Linked DNA regions of Homo sapiens: all the other regions are linked to region 3. Evidence: chromatin loops called from intact Hi-C (ENCODE). Cell type or tissue: heart left ventricle. All regions are shown on one strand. Region 1 overlaps EEFSEC (eukaryotic elongation factor, selenocysteine-tRNA specific). Region 2 overlaps EEFSEC (eukaryotic elongation factor, selenocysteine-tRNA specific). Region 3 overlaps EEFSEC (eukaryotic elongation factor, selenocysteine-tRNA specific).

Region 1 (8,000 bases), 56 kb before region 3:
CAGTCTTCTCACCAGTACGTCCTACCTGCCCCACCTTCCCAGAATGAGAGCAGCTCTGCTGCTGGGTGTGGGGCCTGGCCACACATGGGGCCTTGCCTGCCCCTGCCCTCTCCAAGCTTTTCCCAAGGCTGGCAGGCACCCTCTGAGCACTGTTTCTAGCCTCAGCTCCATGTGACAGTCAGAGACAGCAGATGGAGCCAAAGACTTGGAGAAAAATGACACCCAGTTCAGAGTCCATGTTCCCTGGGGCCCAGACCCCAGTGTTGAATGTGGAGGAAAGGGCTTGGTTTATTGTTGGGGGTGGAGATTAGCAGGGGCTTTTCTTGTACCCTCTCCCTGTGGTGATTATGTCTAGGTATCAGTGAGGAAGAGGGACCCAGCGGGGCCCAGCTAGCATGAAAACTTCCTGGAAGTTAAGGCCTGGCTCCCACAGGGTGCCTGATGAGCCTTTATAAAATATCTAGAGGCATACCCTATGTCCACTTGGTCTCTATTCCTCCAGGCCTGTGGTTCCAGTAGGGGTTCAGCGAATATTGGCTGGATGAACTGGGCAAAGTATTGACTGAGCTGCTTTATTCGCAACAAGAACAGACAGGAAAGTGTATTTAGACTGACTCCTGCAGCATCTGGCACTGGGCATTAAGAGAAATAGTGCTCAGCCTGTGCACACATTGGGCAGGGTATCAGTCCAGCTGCAATACTTTCACCTGTGTGAGTGGGGCCATCACTAAGTCTCCTAGGGTCTTCTCTGTAAAGTGGAGATGATGCTGACTGTGGAGTTGGCCCTGACCTTGTGCCATTTTCAAGGATGATGAAGATGCTTTTGATTGTGCGCTCTCCCTGTAGGCCTCTCCTGGGCTTTGTGGCAGGCGAGAGCACATGCTTGTTGGAGCTCTGTGAGGCCCAGGCAGTGCCTGGTTCCCTGGGGTCACCTGGGCATAACAGTGCCCATCTTGTCAGTTGAACTGTGTGGCTAAGGGTGAAAGACTAAGTAGTTGGAACTCACGGCAACTTGCACACATGCTCTGCGCCCACAGTTAAGTATAGTTGGAAAAGTGGTGCTCTCAGCAGTGACCTCAGTCTCTGTCATTCAGACCCAGGAGTGGGTCTCAGAAGAGGCTGGAGGCCAAGCTTGGCCGTAGCTCTGCTCTTATTATATGATGCCCAGTGGCCCAGGTTCCTGACCACTCAGACTGGAAGAGCCAAGTCATCCTGGCAGGGGCCAAGGCTCTGACCTCAGTCCTTCTTGGTGCCAGCTTAGTGTGTGTGCCAGGCTGGATTGGATGTGTCAGGGGAGGGGGAATTGGGAGAAGACATAGCTTTCCTTGAGTACCTACTGTGTGCCACGTGCTGAGCTAGGCTCTCCAAGTACTAATTTCTGATCCTCTCAGGAATCTTCCAAAGCTGGGACTCTTATCCCCTCTTTGCAGCTGGAAAAACTGAAGCCAAATGCCATTTAATCGCACAGCTATTGAGTGAGAACCAGTAAGCCAGTCCCCCAAAACCTAAGCTTTACCCCTCATGCCAATAGCTTTTAAACATTTTTAGCTAAAGAACTTGAATATCAAATTTTATGAAGAATCCCCACAAATACAACCTATAGAAAGGGAGCCAGTCTGGCTGAAATGCAAATGGGTGACTTGGGCCCTTCTGTTCCTGCCCCTCCTCACACCTATGGCAGCCCCAGGACTCCCTGGGAACACAAGGCTCCTTGGAATCCAGTTTGGAAATGGGTCCTGTGCCCTAGAACCATGGATGGGAGAGCTCAAGACACCGCCCCTGCTGTCTGCAGGTGCATAGAGCCGGAGCTTTAGCTTCCCCGTCTGTGAAATGGAGCTGCTGATCCCTGTCTTGCAGCCTGCTAAAGAGAGTCCGTGAGGTGTGTTTGTTTTGTTTTGTGTTTTGTTCTTTTGAACTGAAAATTGAGGTGTTTCAACTATGGTTGAGAACCTACTGGCTGCCAGATAGTCAACTAGGTGTTTGTACGCATGATCTCATTCGGAAAGACTGCCTTCGCCCATGAGCAAGAGTGTGAAAGTGAAGGTTTATTTGTTCACGAGAGGGTGATGGAACAGCTTGTCACAAACTGTAAGTGTAGTCCTGGCACATGGCTTGGAGAGGACCTGAATTCCGGTGGGTGGCTGTGGAAGTGGAGAGGAAGAGCTGACAGAGACTCTGCCCTGAACAGCTGTCAGCACCTGGTGGAGACTGAGCAGGTGCAAAGAGGGCAGAGGGGAGGCGATAGCTGAGAGAGGGCCAGCTGGCGTTTGGAGTTAGAGGAAGAAATGGGAAAGGAGGAAGCCTAGAGCAGGAAAATCAAGGATAATGTCCTTTCTGGATGAGAGGGGTCAGCGCACAGAGGCTAGAGAGAAGAGAGAGGCCCCTGCTGCTGTCTGCTGAACGCTTACTGGGGCCATGTACATAACCAGTGTACCCAATGAGTAGGACCTAAGCCTTTATTTTCAGATGGGGAAACTGAGGTTCAAAGGAGAAACTTTTACCAGTAAGTAAAAGACCATCGGTTCTGGCCATAAGTCATGGTGACTTTAGCTGTGAAGATTCAAATTAGAGGATGCTGGCAGAGGGTGAAAGCAAGCTGAGAAAGGCTAATGCCTAGGGAGTGAGGCATAAGTCAGAATCACTTGGGAGTTTTGTGCCCAGCCAGAGAAACCCCTACTCCTTCAGGTGTGGAGCTTCTGGAAACTCTTCTCTACTCAAGAAGGGCAGAGGTGCTTTGCAGGAAGGGCCTGGACACACCGATTCTTGGCGCCCACTCTGGGGCCTCAGAGTTCCCCACTCTCCTGACCTAGCCTGGCTTGGCCTGCTGAGGTGCTGGATGCCACACTCTGTGATCTTATTCAAATGTCAGCTTTTCCTAGCATTAACATCCATTGACCCATTTAAAATAGACACACTTGGAGAAGGAAATCAAAAAGCAAAACAAAGGAGCAGTTGCTTTTCCAATCACATACACCTTGTGCAGCTTAATGAAGTCATAACAGAACCAAAGGCAGGTGCGGTATCTGTGCTTTTCAGGGAGAAAAGCAGGTGTCACCATTATCATCTGGATGCCCTTTGGCCACAGCATTTTTAGACCATCTGAGGCACTGCCAAGAATATTCCTGTGGCTTAGTGATGAGCCTTTTGGCAAGGTTAGGAAATTAGAACTCACCTTAGTTGTGTATTTAATTAAGGGTAGGGAGAAAGTCACAGGATTTCCTTTTTCTCTCCTTTCCCTCTGGAAGCAAGGGGCCACATACAACCATCTCCGCATCTTTCAGCTTTGACTGCTCCTGCCCCGTAATCTTGACTCCTGGAGGTTGTGGCTTTTACTCACTCTCTTAGTTTGGCTTCTTGAGAGTTTCTAAAATTGTACAAGGTCATAGCCAAGAGATTGCCTCTTAGCAACCTCGTGCCAGTGGCCTTGCGCCTATCCCCTGGTCTCCCACACTTACAGGAGGCCCACAGAGAGAGTCATGCTGCTGTTTTCTTTGTAGGCACACAACAGAACAGTGTTTTCCAACCTTTTCCTCATAATCACTGTACAGATAGACTGTATCATGACCCAATGCACATGCAGGTGGAGAAAGTGAAAGGCTTTACAAAATAGTATCCTTACCTCCTGACTTCCATTGCATTGCATTCTACTCCAATTTTTTATTTTCCTTTTCACTTGAAAACCACTGGTCTTAATGCACTGCATTGCCACCTCAGTTTGGAAACCTGCAGTAGTGCTCAGGCTCTGGAGGTCAGGCCCCTGTGCTCTGCTGCCCCACCCTGCCCACCTGGCAAGCAGGTCTGGAGGCCTCTGTCCCTCAGCTGGTCTCAGCAGTACTGGCTGCAGGTGACTATTACAGTGGCAGTGGCTGGGGAGGCCTTCTATTGATGCAACATTCTGTGTGGGGAAAGGCCCACTTGATAAAACTGTTTGGTTTTACTTAAAAGGAGTGTAGGTGAGGAAACAAACTACACAACAATGTGAATGAACTGGAAAAGTAAGAAAAGATAATGCAGGTGATATCCTTCTAAGAAAATTTTTAAAATTAAAATTCAGATTTAGACCAATGTGTTTTAGAAAAGGACTAACCATGAGATTCCCTCTAATTGCATGGTCTCCTCATTCATTGAAAATGTAGTTATTTTTACAGAAATCTGACCTTTCTGCAATTTTCAACTGTGGACCCATGTGAAGTGTAACTAATTCTCCTTTCACAGCATTCACCTTCCTCTTCGGTAATGCTGAGCCCCATTCTGGGTCTGCCATTTTACTACAGAGGAGAGAATTTGAAAGGTGGTCAGAAGAAGCATGGACATGTTAAATGTTTGGAAACCAGATTCCTGTAGGGAAGGAGGGAAGGATTTTAGCTCCACAGTTGTGTTCTGAGTGCCAGCTAATGGGGCTAGCCCTCTACGTCCCACTAAAAGCCTGCATGGTCCCGTGACCTTCAGGGCACAGCTCCAAACTTGAAGTGTGTGGCTGGCAGCCTGTCTTCCTCTGCAGCCATGCATGGGGAGCTTCAGGCCCACGGAGCTAGTTTGGTTCCCTGTCCAGCAGCTGCCTTGTCCTTTCAGGCTTCGGTAGCACTCTTTCTTTTGTGACCTGGGGCCAAGGACTTCACCTTTCTGTGCCTCCATCTCTTTTCAGAGTGTTTCTGAGCATACATTGATTATTCATGTGCTTGGAGTGGGCACTCAGGAGTGTTCCTTGTTGTTTTGCAAGGGACGCCCTTTCCAGCCCTGACCATTTGAAACACTCTTAGAAATATTTCAAAATCCAGCTCTTACGTCCCACCTCTTCCTGGGAGCTGCATCTGTCCTGAGGATGGAGTTGAGCTCTGCTCCTTATCATAGCCCAGTCACCCCTCTTCCCGCTTGACTCTGTGCTGCTTAAGAGAAGGCTCCCAACCTCTCTATGTTGGAATCCCCAGCACCTAGTACCGTGCCTGGCCCACAGTCAGTGCTCATCAATGCTGATTTGTCCCTGAATTCACATGAGGGATAAGAAAAGCTTCATCCCATTTCCACCTCTGATGGATTGGCTGTACCGTCAAGAGTTCCATGTTGAGAAGATTCTGAGACAGAACTTGAGAAAGGGAAAGACCCCACTATGTGGCAGATACAAAGCCAAGCATTTTACATGCCTTTTCTTCTGATTTAACCCTAGACAACCCTGTGAAGTAGGGACTGTTATCATCTCTCTCTGAGATGAGAGAACCAGAGCTCCTGAGTTACACAGAAGTGGGCAGTGCTGGGTCTCAGACAGGCAGGGTCCCCGCTGCTGCCCCAAGCACCTGGACCTAGGCCAGCTCTCTCTCCTGGAGTTTTGGTCCTGTCCAACTGCTGGCTACTTCCATGCGCAGAGGATGGAGTAGCGGGATCCCACCGCCTTTGTGTCACCAGACTGCGCTGGAATAGGGGAGCCTTTGTTTGGTGTGGGCACCCACCGGGGTTCAGAATACCAGTGTTTAGAAGAGGCTCCGCCTTCACCCTCCAAGGAAGGACAGAGGCGTCCATGGTTGTTGAAAAGCGGAATGTTCCCGCTAATGAGAAACAGTTGAGAGATGGGTGGGCCACCATCCTTGTGGCAGGCCCTGTGTCCTGACCTGCTTGTCAAGGTACAGATGACAGGCAGGGCTACAGCAGGTGTGGCTTCCTCTAGCTGGATTGGCAAAGGGACCTGGGCCAGGCTGTGGGGAGGAGGGAGAAGGCCCTCTGCAATTTTTCTTTTCTCTTCCCTTTTCTTTTCCTTAACCATTTAGCTGTATCTTTTAGTAAAAGAATACCCAGAAGACAGTTTTTCTGCATTACCATATATAGAAAATTCTAAACTTCTAGAAAGAGATAGTTCCCTGGGAAGATGGTCTGGTTTGAGGGTGAGCATTAACTTTGGACTCATACAGCCCTTGGTTAAAGTCTAGGGTTACCATTTCTTGGCGGTGTGAACTTGGTCAAGTCAAGTAGCCTCCGTAGGTCTCAGCCCCCTTGTCTGTAAGTTATTTCCATGCCATAGCATTGTGATGAGGATGACCATGGGAAGCACCTGGGATGTTGTAGAATCTGGGTAGAAACTGGTTTTTCCTATTCCTGCCAGCTCTTGGAAAAGGCTACATCCTGGCTCTCCCAGCCAGTTGATAGTGTGCCTCTCCCTGAAAGAGAAATTGATGTCTCCTGCCAACATCCAATTGGGGGAGTCCAGGAAAAGGGCAGTTGTCTGGGTAACCATTTGTGAAAGCCAAGGACAGGGCAAAATGGAGATGCAAGGAAGGGTTTATCCTCCTGGCAACAGGGTTGCACTCATGTTTCTGGTCGATGCAGCTTTGTGCTTCTTGCCTTTCCATGCCATGTGGGAGCCACGGGTGGCATGTTGCATTCAGTTAGTGACCAGGCTGCATCTTCAGAGCCCAGGCATCCCTGTCACCATCTAAGCTAGTTGGTCAGCCAGCCAGGTCTGGCAGGTAGGCCTCCCACTCCCAGAGTCTATGGATGCCACACCCAGGACTCAGGCATGAGGAGGTCCACTTTGGGAACCTGACTTCACCGCTGCCTGGTAACGGGGCTTTGGCAAGTCAGGCTCTTGGCATCTCCATTTTTAACAGGGCACTTGTAACCAGGACATCCTCATGAGCACAGCAGAGAACTGTTCCCGGGCTCTCATGAGATGTGTGAGAAGGCCCCTCATGTGGACATATATGAATGTAGCACATTTTTGTTAGTTTACTTTGAAAAGGTAATACTGGCAGATGGTTAAAAAGGCAAAAGATGCCAAGGTTATGCAGTGATTAGAGTTAAGTCTCCCTGACAACCCCCTGTCTTGGGTCCCTGGTCTCTCCCTCCTAGGCAGCCACTGCTGCTGCCATTCTGGTGATAACCTCTGCATGTGGAAGCTTATGTATCTCCCCCTGTTTCTTACACCAGGCCCTACCCAGTGTGCTACCCCTTGCTTTTATCTCCTCCACTCTAGATGCAAGATGGTTCTACATCTGTACATGTGGATGTCTGTTTAGCCTCTGCCTAGGAATCTACCGTAAGGACATGCTGCTCTCTCTCTCCCTCTCATTGAGGCATAGAGTAGTTGTTTGGAGAGCACGTTAACCAACTGTTGGTAAGAACAGCTGTGTGTATCCTGTCTGCTTTGAGGTTTCAGTGGCTCAATGTCCTTGAGAGCAGTTTTTAGGGAGTTATCCAGAAAATGTTTAGCAAATAAGGAACTCTTTCTTTTTTCTCTCTGGTGCAGGATTTCTGAAGCTCAACATTGTTGACATTTTATTTTATTATTTTATTTATATTTATTTTATTTTTTGAGACAGAGTCTTACTCCATCACCCAGGCTGGAGTGCCATGGTGGAATCTCTGCTCACTGCAACCTCCGCCTCCCAGGTTCAAGCTATTCTTGTGCCTAAGCCTCCTGATTAGTTGGGATTACAGGTGTGCACCACCACACCTGGCTCATTTTTGTCGTTTTTGTAGAGATAGGGTTTTGCCATGTTGGCCAGGCTGGTCTTGAACTCCTGGCCTCAAGTGATCCTTCCACCTGTGCCTCCCAAAGTGTTGGTATTACAGGCATCAGCCATTGCTCCCAGCCTGTTGACATTTTTCTACCTGATAATTTTTTGCTATGAAGGCTGTCCTGGGCATTGTAGGATGTTTAGAAACATCCCTGTCTGTACCCAGTAGATATCTATAACACCCCCACCCACCATGTGACGACCAAAAATGTATCCAGGTCCAGACATTGCCAACTTTCCCAGAGGTGGGGGAGTCACCCCAGGTTGAGAACCACTGCTCCAGTGGGATTTGGAAGAGCTGAGCAGTGCTGTGCACAAATGTGTAGCTCTGGAGTTTAGTCCTGGGGCAGACCTGTAGCTGAGAAGGCAGGGATGGGGGTCGCCTGGAGCCATCAACATCCACACCACCTGCTCTTCAGGGCTGCTTCCTAATGTGCCTTTGGGAAGCCAATGTCTCTCCCTAACACACACACAGGAGCCCACACTTACATCAAA
Region 2 (8,000 bases), 69 kb before region 3:
ATAGAGTTTGCTGACCCTGTTAGGGGCTGACAGTTGAAGTACATACAGGAAGACCTGCCTCTTCCTGAAAGTTTGTTCTGGGAAGGGGAATTTAGAGGGGAAAAGTGAATTAAGTTCTATCATATCTGAGTGTTCTTAAAATGTCAGCTATTGAGCCTCTAGAAATGACACATAAATTCTCTGCTAGGCACAACAGGTAAAGGAGAGTTTCAGAAGTTGTGCCAAGTGCCCCCTCTGGACTGAGCAGCAGGGCCCCAGACCTAAGTCAGACACTGGCTCCACCATCAGAACTCATGACCTTGTGGGACAGAGAGAGCCAAGGAAGTAGAGCACCTGTACACTGGGGGCACTTGAGATAGGGAGGGACCCCAAGGGAGGGTCTGGTTGGCTTTCTTGGAGACATGGAGGGCTCTGAGAAGAAAGAAATAGGTTTACTAAGTGGAAAAGGTAAGGGGAGGGTATTCCCATCAGAGGAAACAGCATATGCAAGGATTGGAAGATGCCATTCCAGACAGTTGGAATGGCAGACTGTTCTGATATTTGACATTTTTGTTCGAATTAGAATTGTCATGAAACAAAAACAGAAACACATCATACCTCCAATGTGTGTTGCTGCCATTTTGATGAACTATCAATCTCTTGCATGTACCTCCAGGCCTCTGCTGTGCCTGTCAGGGAGGGCTGTCCCCATGATGCCTGGGAAAATGGCTATGTCTCTGCCAGCCACAGACCAGCATGGGACATTTCGCTGGCTGCACCATGTGTGGTGTTTGTCCGTTGCTGGAATGTGCTCAGTTGAGGGGAATTGTTTCATTTGGTCATCCAGGCTCAGGTGAAACAAAAAGAGGCCAATGCAAAAAGCTGCAGCTGATTCCAGGCACCCCCAAAATGTTTTCTACTCAACACTGGCAGCAGTGCGATGTCCCCTCAGCCCTGCCTTTGGTGGTGTCCAACTACAGGAGCTGGATGGCCCTCTGGCTGCCTCTTGGGGCCTGGGAAGCAAAGGAAGCAAGTTCAAATCTGTCACCTGTTTGTAGTTTTCATAATTTTTGATTTGGCATTTTGATCAGTCTGTTTTTGGTCAAGGAAATGCATCCGTATCTCATAACAGGAAACCCCTTTTGTGATCTTTACTTCAAGGCATTTTTCTGTACTTCCCCCTACTTTTTTTTTTTTTTTTTTTTTTTGCTGGCAAATATACAGACCTAGTATGATATGTGTGTCTTATTAAAAGTTCAACATAATTCATTGCCATTGGTTTGTTTACAAAATAAACAATTCCAGGGCCTTCCAACAATTGAGGCTCCTTTTTTTTTTTTTTTTTTAAATCTTCCTTGGGGCTGGAACTGTGGTGAGAAGATGGAGAAGGACCCAAGTTTGGGAGAAGTCACGTGGTTCCATGCCTGCTTCCTGCCAGAGTCCCAAGCAGGTGACCCAGCAGTCAGCTGGGGAGGCAGACACCCCAGCATGGCCTGGACCCTGCTCTCCTCATTTATGTGAGGGTCTCAGTGGGGTGGTGGGAACCCAGGAAATTCTTGAACCTTCCTCAGCCCATTCATCCTCCTGCCCAGAGTCCCCATGGGAAGTATGTGCATAGGCACTAGCAGAAAAGCAAAAAAGGAATGCTTTCCAGCGTGATGTGGTGGGTTTGGTCCCCAGCCCCAGCCTCAGCTCTTGTGACTGAGTGACCTATAGGGCAGCTTTAACCTTTCCCCTGAGAAAGCACATGTTACCATGGTCCAGAAATCACCCGCTCATCCCAGAAGAGATGGAAGGATAGAGAGTGAGAGATTATCCAGGCCCTGGTACTGGGAGCTGAGCTTGCCTGGCTGCCTTTGGTGGGAGAGGGCCCTGGCAGAGCATGAGATTTCATCATCCTGAGCCCACACTAGGATGTCCCGATGTTGGAATACCCTAAAAGCTCTTCTCTTGGAAAACGTAATCCACGTAGGATCTTGAAATATGACCAGCAGGATGGGGCTTCCTGTCCCTGGTATGCAGAAAGGGTGAGTGGAGGCAGGAGGAAGGATGGTGTCTGAGCTGGCCACCCCATGTAGCTAACACAGTCCAATGCCACTCTGTCCTCATCCTGGCCACCCATAAGCCTTTCTTGTCTCCTCTTTCCCTTCCTACCAAGTCCAGCATTTGCAAGCCATCCTGATGCTGGCCCTTGCTTTTCTCTGTAGCCTCAGCTTTTCTCATTCTTCTACTGATAAAGCAAACTGTAGTTCTCCTGTTTTCTCAGCATACTCACCTTCATGGCCATGCACAGACCTGCAGGGCCTGTGTCTCCTCGTCATCCGCACAGGGGTATATCCATGTGGGCACCTCAGGAGGCAGCTCGAAGGTTACCTCCTCACTGACCTTCCTGCCCTCCACGCTACACACATATGCCCCTCCGTCTGTCTCTCTGGCATGTGACTACCACTGTGACCTTGCTGCAGTTATCCATTGGCCTTTGTGCCCCTGAGATGGCCTGAAAGACACGATTTGGATTTGTCCCAGTTGGCATAGGTGTGGCTTACAGTCAGTACTCTGCGTGTGTTGGCCAGAAGGCCCCCAGTGGCAGTCAGGTGGTTGTGATCTTGGAGTGGGGTAGAGGAATTGTAGCCAATGCTATTCCAATGCTAGCCAATACCAAAGCTGCACCTCATGCTCTACATCACACAGGGAGGGACCTCTGGAGTCCCAGAGGTTTGGCAAAGCTCCCTGCAGTCTTTCTGTTAAGAGTAAATAAAGAAGCATGATATCTGAGGTGGTGAGTACCCACTGATGAGTTAGTAGCATAGAGCTGGCCTCCGTCCTCTTGGGAGACCATAGGCACATACCAGGGATGAACAGCATGTAAGAATCAGGGGTGCCAACTTGGGCCTGAGAGGGAGGGGTGGTCAGGGAGATGTGTACAGGGAACACCAACTGAAGGCCCCGGTCCCCCAAGGGAGGACAGCTTGTGAGGGCTCACCGAAGGAACACAGGAGAAGTCTAGCCGAGGATTTATGCTTACCCTTCTCTTGATTACCATCAAGTGTGATGATAACTTTCGGAGAACTGGCTCTACCAGTGCCCCTTTCTTTATTTGTGGATTGAGCCCCTGAACCTCACTGCTGTAGTTTCCTTTGTGGAAGGAGAGATTAAAGAACCTTCCAAACTTCCTGTGGGTCAAGATGCCATCAGGAGGAAAGGAGCTGGTGTGGGAAAGCCCAGCCCAATCCCAGCTATGAGAGCAGTGTCTGGTTGTGGAACTCTGGCACACACCCTTCTGTGGACCCCACGGTCATGCTGAGTTCTGCATTACTCCACATGTCCCAGAGCTTCCTGCCTCATTCTCATGTCTCGGATAGCCTCATGGGAGGGCTCCAGCAGAGCTTTGAGTCTTGTGCAGCCTGCCCTTGATTCTGGGCTCCAGTTGCATGCCTTGTTCCCACTGGCTCTCCCATGCTAAAAATTAGATATTTTTTGAAAAATTGAAAATATCAACATGTTGTTATAAAATTAGGCACTTTTTTGCCTAAGCTACTCTCACCACACTCCTAAATCTTAGGTTCAAACTAGGTAGTTGTCTCAATTTTGCTGAAATAGTCCATTGGCTCCTGGCCAATCCTGCTGACTTCTCCAAGTACTTCCTGGATGCCTCTGGGGCACACATTGCTGCAGTCCAGGAGCTGAAGCCAGTCAGTAGGCCCTGGGACAGCCAAGGAGGGTGCATCACATGTGCCCTCAGGCAGGGAGTGGGAATCCTCCCAGTTTACAGCAATATTTTGCCAGATAAGCTGACACAGGCTTCAAGAAATCACCTTTTCCCCTTGGAACAAATGGGGGCATATGCCTGGATCATCTTCTCTTACTCCCTTGTGCCAGTCTATGACACCACTGTTTTTTGTTTTTTGCTTTTCTGAGACAGGGTCTCTGTCACTCATGCTGGAATACAGTGGCGCCATCAGCCTCAACCTCCCCAGCTCAAGCGATCTTCCTACCTCAGCCTCCTGAGTAGGTGGAACCACAGGCATGCACCACCATGCCCAGCTGATTTTAAAGTTTTTTATAGAGATGGGGTCTGCATGTGTTGCCCAGGCTGGTCTCAAACTCTTGGGCTCAAGCAATCCTTCTGCCTCAGCCTCCCAAAGTGCTAGGATTACAGGCATGAGCCACCACACCTGGCCATTTTTTAAAATAGATACATAATAGTTGTACATATTTGGGGGCACATATGATATTTTGATACATTCATGCAGTGTGTAATGATCAAATTAAGGTAATTGGGGTATCTATCACCTCAAACATTTGTCTTTTCTTTATATTAGGAGCATTCCAGTTCTTCTAGCTACTTTGAACTATACAATACATTATTGTTAACTATATAGTCAGCCTACTGTACGTTAGAACACTAGATCTTATTCCTTCTGTCTAACTCTGTAACAATTAACCAACCTCTCTTTATCCCATCCCCCTGCCCACCAGCCTTTGGTAACCACCAATCCACTCTCTACCTCCATGAGACCCACTTCCCCACATTTGAGTGAGAACATATGGTATTTGTCTTCTGGTGCTTGGCTAATTTCACTTAACATAATGGCCTCTAGTTCCATCCATGATGCTGCAGATGACAAGATTTCATTCTTTTTTATGGCTGAATAGTATTCCATTGAGTACATATAGCACATTTTCTTTATTCATTTATCTCTCAGTGGGTACTTAGGTTGATTCCATATCTTGGCTGTTGTGAATAGTGCTGCAGTAAACATGGAAGTGCAGATATCTGTTTGATATACTGATTTCCTTTCTTTTGGGTATATACCCAGCAGTGGGATTGCTGGGTCATATAGTACTTCTATTTTTACTTTTTTGAGGAACCTCCATACTGTTTTCCATAGGAGCCGTATCAATCTAAATTCCCACCAACAGTGTACTAGCATTCCCCTTTCTCCACATCCTCACCAGTATCCATTACTTTTTGTCTTTTTGATTAAAGCCATTTTAACTAGGGTGAGGTGGTAACTCATTGTCGTTTGGATTTGCATTTCCCTGATGATTCGTAAAGTTGAGCATTTTTTCATATACCTGATGGCCATTTGTGTGCTTCCTTTAGAGAAATTTATTCAGGTCTTTTGCCCATTATTCATCAGATTATTTATGTGTTTTTGTTTGTTTGTTTGTTTTTTGCTATTAAGTTGAGTTCCTTATACAGTCTGGTTATTAATCCCTTGTCAGATGGATAGCCTGCAAATATTTTCTAGTCACCACTGTTTTCTGGCTTGTAGCATGTGCTCAGGAACTACTTGTTGAGTGCTCTGTGAAGACAAAAATATTTTGATGTCCATGACCACCTGACACATGGGGAAGGCCTGGAGGAAGGCATGGGAAACCCAGAGCACAGACCTGGGTTCAGGTCCAGGCCAACAGCTGACTCCCTTGTGTGTTCTTGGTCCTGTTCAGCTCTATGAGCTTTACTTCCCTCAGCCCTAACATGAGGATTATAAGTAATACCTGCTCCTCAGAGATGACCACGTATTTCATAAACCTTAGCCTTCTTCTTCGTTGCTTTCATAGAGTTACTGTGAGGATTAAATCAGAAAAGGCAAAAATGTCAGGAGCACCTCGTGCACTCTTGAGGTGTGATCCAAGTCCTGGGGTGGTTCCTGTGTGTCCTGATTGTGGCCCTGACTTTGGCTCTGCCCCTTTCCCAGCATGTAAGCCCTGTGGCTTTCTTTGGTTTGGGGTCTGGGCCTGGGCAGGGGTTTTCTTCCCCAGGTGATGTTCACTGGTGGTAGTCAGCTCCCCGGCAGAGCAGACCCCCAGCTTGGAAAAGGAGCATGTGTTCTTCCCAAGTCTGGGTGTGCTAGAACTGGCCTAGAGATTCTGGAACAGCTGTTCTGGCCACCTCCCCAGCTGCCTTTCTCTTTGTCCCAGAATTTCCCCCATCTTAACTTCTTTCTTTCATCTCCCATTCTTGACTCCAGCACTGTAAGCAGGAATCTGGCCTTTTATCTCATTCTTGGATCTTGATAGGCTGGAATGATGGTAAAAAGCCAATGCGGGCCAGGCGAGGTGGCTCACGCCTGTAATCGCAGCACTTAGGGAGGCTGAGGTGGGTGGATCACGAGGTCAAGAGATCGAGGCCAACATGGTGAAACCCTGTCTCTACTAAAAATACAAAAATTAGCTAGGCGTGGTGGCACGCACCTGTAGTCCCAGCTACTCAGGAGGCTGAGGCAGGAGAATCACTCCAGCTTGGTGACAGAGCAAGACTCTGTCTGAAAAAAAAAAAAAAAAAAAAAGGCCAGTGTGATGAAATATACTATTAATATATTATTAATGGCAATCATGTTAGTTTTCTATTTTTATTTCTGTTCCCATGGCTTCTACAATAAATTACCACTAAGTTTTTGGTACCACTAATTTAGTAGCTTAAAACAACACATACATATGTATAGACTATGTGCATTGAAGAAATAATCCTAATGCAATATGAAAAATAAAACTTTCATACCTTTCAGTACCTTTTTCCCAGAAGTTTGACAATTTGAAAATTTACTCTTCCAGATAATTCCTGTGCATGTATAAGCATAAATAGATACTTAGTGTTTTTTAAACAAGTAGGACTATACTGTGCTTATTGTTCTATGCTTGGGTATTTTTTTTTGCATGTTTCTTGCATATGCCTAAATTATTTTATCTTATTGTCTATTTAAGCTGATTTCAGGTTTTTGTACTTGATCATTATAGTTAAATAGGGATAAATGTAAAATTCTTTATCCTCAAACAAGCTCCATCGATGGAGAAGAACCTATCAGCACAAGTGGTAATGTGGTTATTTGCACTCTCCAGCTCCAGGCTAGAGCATGTGATATGTGCAATGTTCCGTCCTGGGGGGGTCATGCTTTAAAGGGGTCTTTGCTGAGTTGAAGCAGCCAGTGAAGCCGTGGAGACTTGCCAGTGGTGGTGAAAGGTTACATAACTGGGAGGCCCCGCAGCTGCACCCATGCAGCTCCTCCGGTGTGCACGCTTGTTCCAGCTCTTCCTTTTACCTGGGCAGCTCCTACCCATATGTAAAAAGGCTTGGTGTACATCTCACTTCCCCTGTGAAGCCTGATCATGCCTAGGCTGTGAACCTCTCCTGGGCCTGGGGCTCTGCACATGGGCGGGACACAGGGTGGGCTGCAGAACTGAAATGTGGTGAACCGGTCAGGGACTTTACTGGTGCAAGTCACAGAAAGTCTAACTGGCCCTCAGTAAGTGGTTCCCAGGAGGCCATCAGGATGTCAAGGGGAGGCAGGTGTTGGACTCCAGGCCTGCTAAACGTACTCTCAGAGACTCAGAACTGTTCACCCCCTACCTGTCCAGTGTCCTCCTTAGGCACCTCTTCCTTCTGTCCTTTTCCCTAGTGGCAACTTTGTTTCTCTCCTGGAGCTGTGGAGTTACTCTTGACAGACTGGAGGGGAGAAGTCCTGAGGGGTGAGCCTGGGAATGGGGCAGGAGGAAAGAGACTGGTGTGCAGAAGGGACTTACACATGTCGCAACATTTAATGAGGAGGGGTAGAGCAGCAGTTCCTGGGAGAAAGAACTCCCATGGGGGGCAGGAAATGAGGCTCAGTGGAAGACCCCACTGGGAAGCTGGCAGGCAGACCAGTGTGGTCAGGCCATGCAGAAGGGACCTGGGGGGCTACTCAAAGTTACCTAATGGAGTGAAGATGAATTTTTCTCATTGAAGTGGAAAAACTGCTGATTTTTATCAGGGCAAGTTGGTTAGAGTGTTAGTTAAACCATCTGTCAAAGCTCATTTAGTTGTCAAAATTAAATCATTTTCCTCCACTTCCTAGTGGATTGGTTATAATGATAACTTTCTTGGCATGACATTTATCATCTTGGTCCAAAGGCAGTCGGGGGTATGGGGCTGGGAAGAGGGCAGGAATGTAATGCATAGAGTGATACGCCTGTTCCTTTTGTGGTAGAAAGATGCTATTTTAATACTGTTTAATTTTTATTATCACTTATAATATTAG
Region 3 (8,000 bases):
GGCAGTGCAGTTGCTGGTGTTCCCATTGCAACAAGCACCTCGTTTCACTGCACAAGCAGACCATTTCAAACCGCTCTGCTGCATGCCAGGGCTAGGATAGTCTGTGCCCAGGGAGGTGTGCCACAGAGGTGGGCACTCAGCGCAAGAAAGCCAGAACAAAGCAGACACTTGGGCAAAGGTAGCAAACATCCACACCTGAGATTCGAACCCAGAGCACCTCACTCTCAACCACTCTGCTCGAGACTCCCCACACCATGATGCCTTATAGGCAGGGCTGGGGGTGAGGCACTGAAGTGTATCTCCCTTCCTCAGGGTATGCGGGAGAAGGGAAGGGTTGGTCATTCAGCTCAGTGGGCCCTTGGACAGAGGGCCTGAAATGACTACCCTATGGCCCCTGGGAAGAGGGAGTCAGGAAAGCCACTTCTGCTCACCTCTGAAGAGGGTCCTGAGGAGGGCTCCTGGGCCATCCTGCACCCAATGCTGCCCCTGTGCCCACCCCCAGGGCTGCAGGGGCTGTGACTCTGAATTATGCCCATCAGTGTGCCATGCAGAAGGGGATGGATTTACATGGAATAGGAAGTGTTGCTTGCATGAATGAATAAATGAAGGAGTTTGGTGGAATAGACTGGACTGGAATGAACAAATGAATGTACCCAGGCCCACGAGGGCCACTCTCAGCTCTGTTTTCTGCAGCCTCACAGTGGAGGCCAAACAGCCTGGTGCTTTGTGTGCTACAGGCTTCCCCAGAACCTCAGCAATGCGGGCAGACACCAACCTCATCAGACTCCCTCAGAAGCTGCTGCCTAGGAACAGAGCTTGGGGGAGGGCTCGAGTTTCCTGATCTTTAAAACAAGGGGGCCAGGCACAGTGGCTCACCCCTGTAATCTCAGCACTCTGGGAGGCCGAGGCAAGAGAATTGCTTGAAGCCAGGAGTTTAAGACCAGCCTGGGCAGCAAAGCGAGACCCCATCCCTACAAAAATGTAAATAAATTAATCAATCCAGGGTTTGCCAGTCCATTTAGCTCGGCAAACTTAGTTGAGGCTTAGGGCTCGGGCGGGGGATACTGAGATCCTTCTCAGAGTCCTGTCCCAAGGTGCTTTCCCTGTGGGACAGGCAGAGACATGAGCAGCCATTCACAGTCAGCATGGCAAGTGGCCACTGGGACGTGTGGCTGGGAATGGGGGAAAGTGGCCATCCTGAGAGGAGGGCCAGAGCAAGCTTCCTGGAGGAGTAGCCTTCTGAGCAGAAGGGCGAGCGGGGAGCAGAAGGCTGCATAGAGAGCTAGAATCAGATGTGTGATGTTCGCTAGAACCCTGTGGCCAGTGGTCAGTCCAGCCTCATGGCCAGGGTCAGGAAAAGGCCAGGACAGTGGAAAGACCATGGGATGGGGAGTCGGGAACCTGGCCCTCATACCTGCCCTGAGCTCCAGTTCCTTCGCCTACACAGTGGGCATGTGAATTCTCAGACTGCCCCTCCAGGGCCTCTTCCAGCCTCATTCATCTACTGCTGACTCTGCCAGTGCTCAAGCCACTCCTCTGTGGAGTGCACCTGACCCCCAGGCCCTGCAGCACTGCTGTGGGGATGCACTGGCAGGAAGCAGGGGCTGGGAAGGCCAAGAGCACCTCCCAAACCCTGTCCCGGAGCTGCCATTTAGTCTAGCCCTCCACAGCCTGCATGGCAGCGTGGCCCCAACCCACAGGTGAGGAAACAGGCCCTTTGCTCACATCTACACTGCTAGTAAGTGAATGGGCCAGAGTTCTCTGTCTGCCCCAGGGAGATCGAGCAGAGGGGCCAGCAGGAGTAAGTGGGCACAGCATACCTGCTGCTGAGGGCAGTGCCAGCCCTGCCAGCTGGCTCTGCTCCCTTAGCCCTGCAGCCTTCTCCCAGGACTCTGGGGTTCCAGCTGGTAGCCCGTGGCCCCTGTGCTGAATCAGGTGTCTCAGGGCTCAGCATGGTATCCCATCCCATCCTCCTCTGTCCCTCATCACAATTTATTGGGCCCTCCGTGTACAGACCTGTCTAGGTGCTGGAGGGGGTCAGAGGTGAAACAAGGCCTGGGTGGGGAGGGGGCTCCCTGAGTGGATGGAGAGCCCTGGGCCAACACCCAGTGGGACAACTCCTCTGTGAACCACTCTCTGGTTTAGGAGAGGGACGGGTCAGACGAGGCCAAGGTTGCAGGGGCCGCTGGGCTAGTTACCTGGAGGGTCTCCTGGGGCATCCCAGGCTCCCTTCTGATTGGGACCAGCCACTTTCCAGTCTGTGCTTCAGCTTCTTCAGTGCTAACCCAGAGCTAGTCATTCTGATTTCCAGGAAGGCTGAAAATTTAATCATAGAATCCCTGGAGAGGACTGCCTATAGTATCCACTTACGGCAGGGGCTCCCTAAGTGGTGGCTGGAATTGTGTGCTGTGTGCACCCACCCCTCACCTGCCAGCCCTTCCTCTTGGTGGGGTAGCTCACATGTCCACTGAGGGCCTCACTTTATCCTCCCACCCATGCCCTGTCCCTACCACAGAGCACTGGGAAACGATGCCTGTAGGAGCCCCGGTGCTGCATTCATGCCAGGCTGCTTCACAGGAGATTAACCAGCCACCTTTCAAGCAGGGATTGGCTGTGCCACAAGGACCTCTCCAATTTATTGACCCTGGAAAGCACTTTGCATGGTCAAAAACAAGGATTATACCTTTCCCTCCTGATTGAAAACAGAAGCCAAATCATAGAGGCATCCCCCAGATGCCCCGCTTTGCCTCAGCCGTTGGATGGCCAATGTCTCTCCCGGGACCAGTACAGGGCAGAGCAGCAAGTGCTTCAGCTCAGCCCAGAAGCTGATGCACCTCTCTGTTGACCAGGCAACAGATTGTCAGGGGCTCTCAGACCCAGGTTCACAAGGTGGCAGATTTGTCAGGGCCTAAGTCCCAGAAGCTCTATTTGCTAGAAATATGGGTCATTTAGTATGGACTGGGCCAGGCCTGCAGGAGTTGGGGACACACCCCTTCAGTGGTTTTGGGGGACCAGTGTGTTGGTGAGGTCCCAGGCAAGTAACTCTAAGAATAGAAACTATGGTTCTAAGAAATGGCCAGGGGCATTGGTCCATATGGGCTGGTGACCAGAAGGAATGGAATTGGCCTGGGTGACTTGTAGCATGAGGGCCTACAGCCATCCGGAGGGTAGCAGGCAGGGCCTGAGGCTGAGACAATGTCAGCAGTACAATCAGCTGCTGCCCATGCCCTGTGCCAGGCAGCACGCCCTTGTGTAGTCTGACCACTCAATCCTGCCAGCAGCCCAGGGAAACCAGGCTGTCATCACCCCAGTTCTGCAGAGGAGGAAATCAGACCAACCCCAGTGCCCTGGCAGTCAGCCTGAGGGCACAGAGGAGGAGGAGGAGGAGCAGGAGCTGGGGTCCTGATTTTCAAGGTCAGAGACAGGAGGGCTCTGGCCTCACACAGTCACTCTGACTTTAGCTAGCTCTTCTTTACCAAGCACTGACTCTTGTGTGTGGAAAGTATTTTTCTGGTATCAGACATAGTGTTGGGTTCTGGGCACATGGCTCAAACAAGACACAGTCCCTGCACCCCGGGAGTTCACAGCTAATCACCCCTCTGTTCAACAGTGTGCTTTTGAGCCCCTGTTATGTGTCATCCTTGTGTTGGGTTCTAGAAAGACCACAGTGAGCCACAGCCCACATGACCCCTGAGCTCATGGGGCTGTTGGGTTGGTGTACTAGTCAACTCGGGCTATCATAACAGAATACCACAGACGCGGTGGCTTAAACAATAGGCATTCATTTCCTGTCAGTTCTGGAGCCTGGAAGTCCAAGATCAAGGTGTCTGCAGGGTGGGTTTCTCCTGCAGCCTCTCTCTTGGCTTGCAGACGGCTGCCTTCTCCCTGTGTCCTCACATGGCTGTCCCTCTGTGCGTGTCTGTGTCCCAACCTCTATTTTGAAGGACATTAGTCAGTTTGGTTTAGAACTCAACCTAAAGACCTCATTTCATCTTAATTACACCTTTAAAGGCCCTGCCTCCAAATACAGTCCCATTCTAAAGTCTGGGGGTTAGGATTCCAGTATATGAATTTGAAGGGACACAGTTCAGCCTGTAACAGTTAGGATGCTGGCACTGGCAGACTTTCTCCTGAGCATTTGTGTATTGGCAGCCACATGCATGCTGTGCACAGAAGGTGCACAATGCCATGAGATCTTACAGTAGGACCCCAACCGAGTCTGGGCTTGGGAAGGCTTCCTTCGGAAGTGGCATTGCACTGGGGTCTGAGGACAAATTGGAGTCTCAGTGCCCCTGGAGGTGAGGGTGCCACAGTGGTGCTGCTCAGGCTATTCCTGCTGGCCCTGAGTATCACCTCCGCATCGAACCAGCCACCTGCTGTGTGGACTCCTGTGCCTGTAAGCAAGAGCCACATCCTGTTTCCACAAGGCCTACCTCAGGGATGCCGTGAGACTGCAACATTGCTGCACCCCTACTTAGGCTGCCGATTATGGACTTATGTCCCCTTCCCACCTTACAGGGAGAGAGACAGCCTTGAAACCAGACCCAGAGATGAGTGAAGCACCACAGTTGGTGCTGTGGCCCCACTGCCTGCCTGGCCATATCACTGGCTCCATCAGCCCTCCAAAGAAACCAGCTCTACAATAAGACTCCCTTTTCCTGTCACCCATTTCATCTGGAATGCCAAGCAGTTCTGCACTGGTGACGCGTGCTGACTCCAGCTCAGGCTAGGGCTCTGCTGAAAAGCTGCCTCCTGCGATCACTTGCCTAATGGTTCTTCCTCCCACCACCCACTGGGAGAGCCGTGCCTCAGGAATTCCATGGGGCCAGTCACATGGCCTGATGCCCTTGGGCTGGGCCAGGATGGTGCTGCCACAGCCTAGATCCTGGGTGTAGCCCCTTGCACAAGGTCAGCTGGAGTGTGTCCTGTCTCCAGCTACAGCCAGTCACAGCAGATGGTGGTTGCATTTGGCACAGAAGTACAGTCCACAGGCTGAGTGCAGTGGCTCACACCTGTAATCCCTATGCCTGGGGAGGCTGAGGCAAGCGGATCACCTGAGGTCAGGAGTTGGAGACCAGACTGGCCAATGTGGCAAAACCCCATCTCTAATAAAAATTTAAAAATTAGCTGGGCATAGTGGTTACACACCTGTAGTCCCAGCTACTCGGGAGGCTGAGGCAGGAGAATTGCTTGAACCTGGGAGATGGAGGTTACAGTGAGCCAGGAGATTGCGCCACTGCACTCCAGCCTGGGTGACAGAGCGAGACTCCATCTCCAAAAAAAACAAAAAAAAAAAAACAAAAAAAGAAGTACAGTCCACAACACACACAAGAAATGAAGTTTTCTGTGTTTTAAGAAAGAGGAGTTTTAAAAAACAATAAACAACAATGACAACTGCGCATGTTAAAATCACTCCCTGGATGTGGTAGCTCAGCTGAGCCTTGCTGGTCAGGGCCACTTCCCGGAAGCTTTCTCACTGTTGCTAATCCTTCTGAAGGGCCTGGGTCAGCTCACTGCCTTTGGAGCCCTCGGTTTTCATCTGATAAAATGGGGGTAACAATCCTGTCTTGAAGGACTGTGAGGAGTAAACCAGTGTGCAAGGATGCCCAGCATGTTGCAGGCGTTGGGAGTGGGCTGCCAGCCCCTTCCCTCATCTGCCTGCACCGCATGAGCCTGACACGTGCCGGAGTCCAGGCCTGAAAACCCAAGGGGCTGGGCCCCCTGAGCTCCATGCCCGTATTGCTGGGCTGTAGCACAGCCACGGTGGCATTACCACTTCCAATTTTTCAAGAAAGCCTGGATATCTGTATTTTTACATGAAATCTTCCCATTCTCAGTTGGGCCACAATGTGTGGTCTCTGTGTTGGCACCAGGTCCTTAATGTGCCGTCTCTTCCTCCTGCTGCAGCCTTCAAGAGGAGGCCATCGCCCTGTTTCTCCCAAAGGCACTGTGAGGCTCAGAGGAGCTAGATGACTGGCCCACCAGACCCTGAAGTTCCCAATGGAAGTGGACATCACCCATGGTTCCACTTAGCTGGGAGGCTTCTGGAAACTCAGCATAGAGCAAAAGTGAAAACACATCCTGGTGCCAAAGGGACAGGACACGATGAGCCCTGAGGTTGTGGATATTGTTATGTTCCCATAAATAACAGGCCCTCAGACAATGGGCTGTGAGGCTGTGTGTTCCTCTGGGGTTTGAAATGAAACTGGCTTTCTTCTCTTTTAAAATGTGCTCTCTCCAACCATCCAGCTGCTCTGTTTGGAGCAGATTCTGGGGCAACCCCAATAACCTGTCCTTGGGATTTCATTAGCACCACCAGCCAGCTGCCTGGAAAGTAGCCCCTGCCAGGACCAAATTAACTTTTACTGAGAGACATTGGCAGGGCTGGTATTGTGCACACTTGGCATTTTCAGCCCACACTGGGATGTGGGTAGCAGGGTACCTTCAAAGAACAAGAGCTTCGGAGGCAGCCAGACCTGTGTTGGAATCCTGGCTAGAATGCTACCCTTTCTGAAAATCCCAGTTTCCTCATCAGTAAGGTGGGTTATCTTGAGGACTTTCCCTCCTAGCTTTTTAAATAATTTCAAACATACTGAAGAGTGGAAAGCTTATTGAGCAGTGTTGCTCCCTTGGCTTCAACAATTGCTCCGTGTTGTCTTGTCTGCTTTGTTTGTGCGCCGAGCCGACTGAGGGTTCCTCCTGGTGCTGCTGCTGTGCCTGCACCCTCAGCACATGTCCCCGAGGAACAAGGACATTCTCCTGCAGAACCACAACGCAGTTACCACTGGAGAAATGTGACATTGATGCCACATTGTCTAGGATACAGTCCATTTTCAGATTCCCCAACTGTCGCAATAGTGTCTTAGGAAGTTTTCCATGCTTGAGGAGTCAGTGAAAGGTGGCACCTGCGCTCAGTGCTGCCACCAATAGTTTTACAACACTGATGTTTTTGAAGAGCCCAGGTTGGTTGTTTCCCAGTGCACTCTTTGGGTCTGTCTGATATTTCTTCATGACTGGGTTCAGGCTGTGCATTTTTGGAAGGAATTCTACAGAGGTGATTTCGGGGCCTTAGTGTGTCCTATCCGGATGTCTGCCCATCATAGGCAATGCTAGGTTTGACCACTAGTGAAGGTGGTTGTTAGGAGGTTCAATGAGGTGATGAAGACAGAGCCCAGGCCCAGAGATAGCTGTGTGGAGGGAGTGCAGCGGCCCACACTCACCACCGGTATCATAGCTCAGCAGCTGTGCCCCATGCAGGATGCCTCTGTGGCCTGGGAGGAGGGGCACCAGCAGGTCCCTTGGGAAGTTACAGTAAAGGCCCCGGTCTGGCAGCAGTGAGGCAGAGCTGACTCTCTGGAGCCAGATCTAGGGATATCCTACCCCTCTCCCATATCCCCATGGGGCTAAGCCAGGGCCTGTGGAGGGAGGAGAGGAGCTGCTACTTCCCCCAAAGCCTTCTCTTTCTCCCTCTCCCCGACCACCCACCCTCTCTCCCCAGCCCAGCTCTGTTTCAGCCATTGCCCCTCTCCCTGTGACCAGCATCAGACCTGAGCACAGAGGACTGGCTCTAGGCCCATCCCAGGGGGCACCGTTTGGGTGGAGATGTTACAGAAAGGAGCAAGCACTATAGTAGGGGCCCTACAGGGCTTTGGAGAAAGAGCATGGAGTGACTGCTCCCTTCCAGAGTGAAGGTGGGAAGTTTTACCGATGCAGTGAGGCTTGAGCTTGTCTTGAAGGTGAGGAGATTTCCCCAGGGAGAAAAGGGAGGAAGGGTGTTCAGGACAGAAGGAACAGAGTGTGCTAGGGCACAGAGGATGGAAAGAGTGGCATATTCTGGGAATATGGAATAGAAACTAATATTCATTGCTTGTTAAAATGAGTAGGACATTGTTCTAAGTGTTGTATATGTTATTAACTCCTTTGATATATATAAAATGATGGTTTTGGAGCAGTTTTTTTTTTAAAAGCAATGGAATTCTTTGTTTTTTCACCCGAAGTCT

Evidence for each region. Peaks named below come from ENCODE experiments on the same cell type or tissue, not always from the same donor. Only the 100,000 strongest peaks of a DNase experiment are listed, where the experiment ranks them.
Region 1: it touches region 3 in a loop (2.5-fold over the local background); 7 of 110 quality-filtered maps call a loop at or near these places.
Region 2: a loop joins it to region 3, with 2.9 times the contacts of the local background. A loop is called at or near these places in 4 of 110 quality-filtered maps.

The regions. Positions count from the first base shown.
Region 1 is chr3:128,307,062-128,315,061 of GRCh38, forward strand. All of the region lies in intron 4 of EEFSEC (eukaryotic elongation factor, selenocysteine-tRNA specific), which reads left to right. Among named protein-coding and RNA genes, the nearest start is that of DNAJB8-AS1, 150 kb to the right of the region's middle. In heart left ventricle, a CTCF peak has its summit at 159 (motif pointing right); a DNase peak (open chromatin) is centred at 4,470; H3K27ac peaks cover 2,094 bases.
Region 2 is chr3:128,294,288-128,302,287 of GRCh38, forward strand. The region is part of intron 4 of EEFSEC (eukaryotic elongation factor, selenocysteine-tRNA specific); the gene reads left to right. Among named protein-coding and RNA genes, the nearest start is that of EEFSEC, 140 kb to the left of the region's middle. In heart left ventricle, no CTCF peak of the experiment used is centred here; no DNase peak of the experiment used is centred here; H3K27ac peaks cover 2,582 bases.
Region 3 is chr3:128,363,160-128,371,159 of GRCh38, forward strand. The region is part of intron 6 of EEFSEC (eukaryotic elongation factor, selenocysteine-tRNA specific); the gene reads left to right. Among named protein-coding and RNA genes, the nearest start is that of DNAJB8-AS1, 96 kb to the right of the region's middle. RefSeq lists an enhancer at 5,683-6,183. In heart left ventricle, no CTCF peak of the experiment used is centred here; a DNase peak (open chromatin) is centred at 3,262; H3K27ac peaks cover 4,751 bases.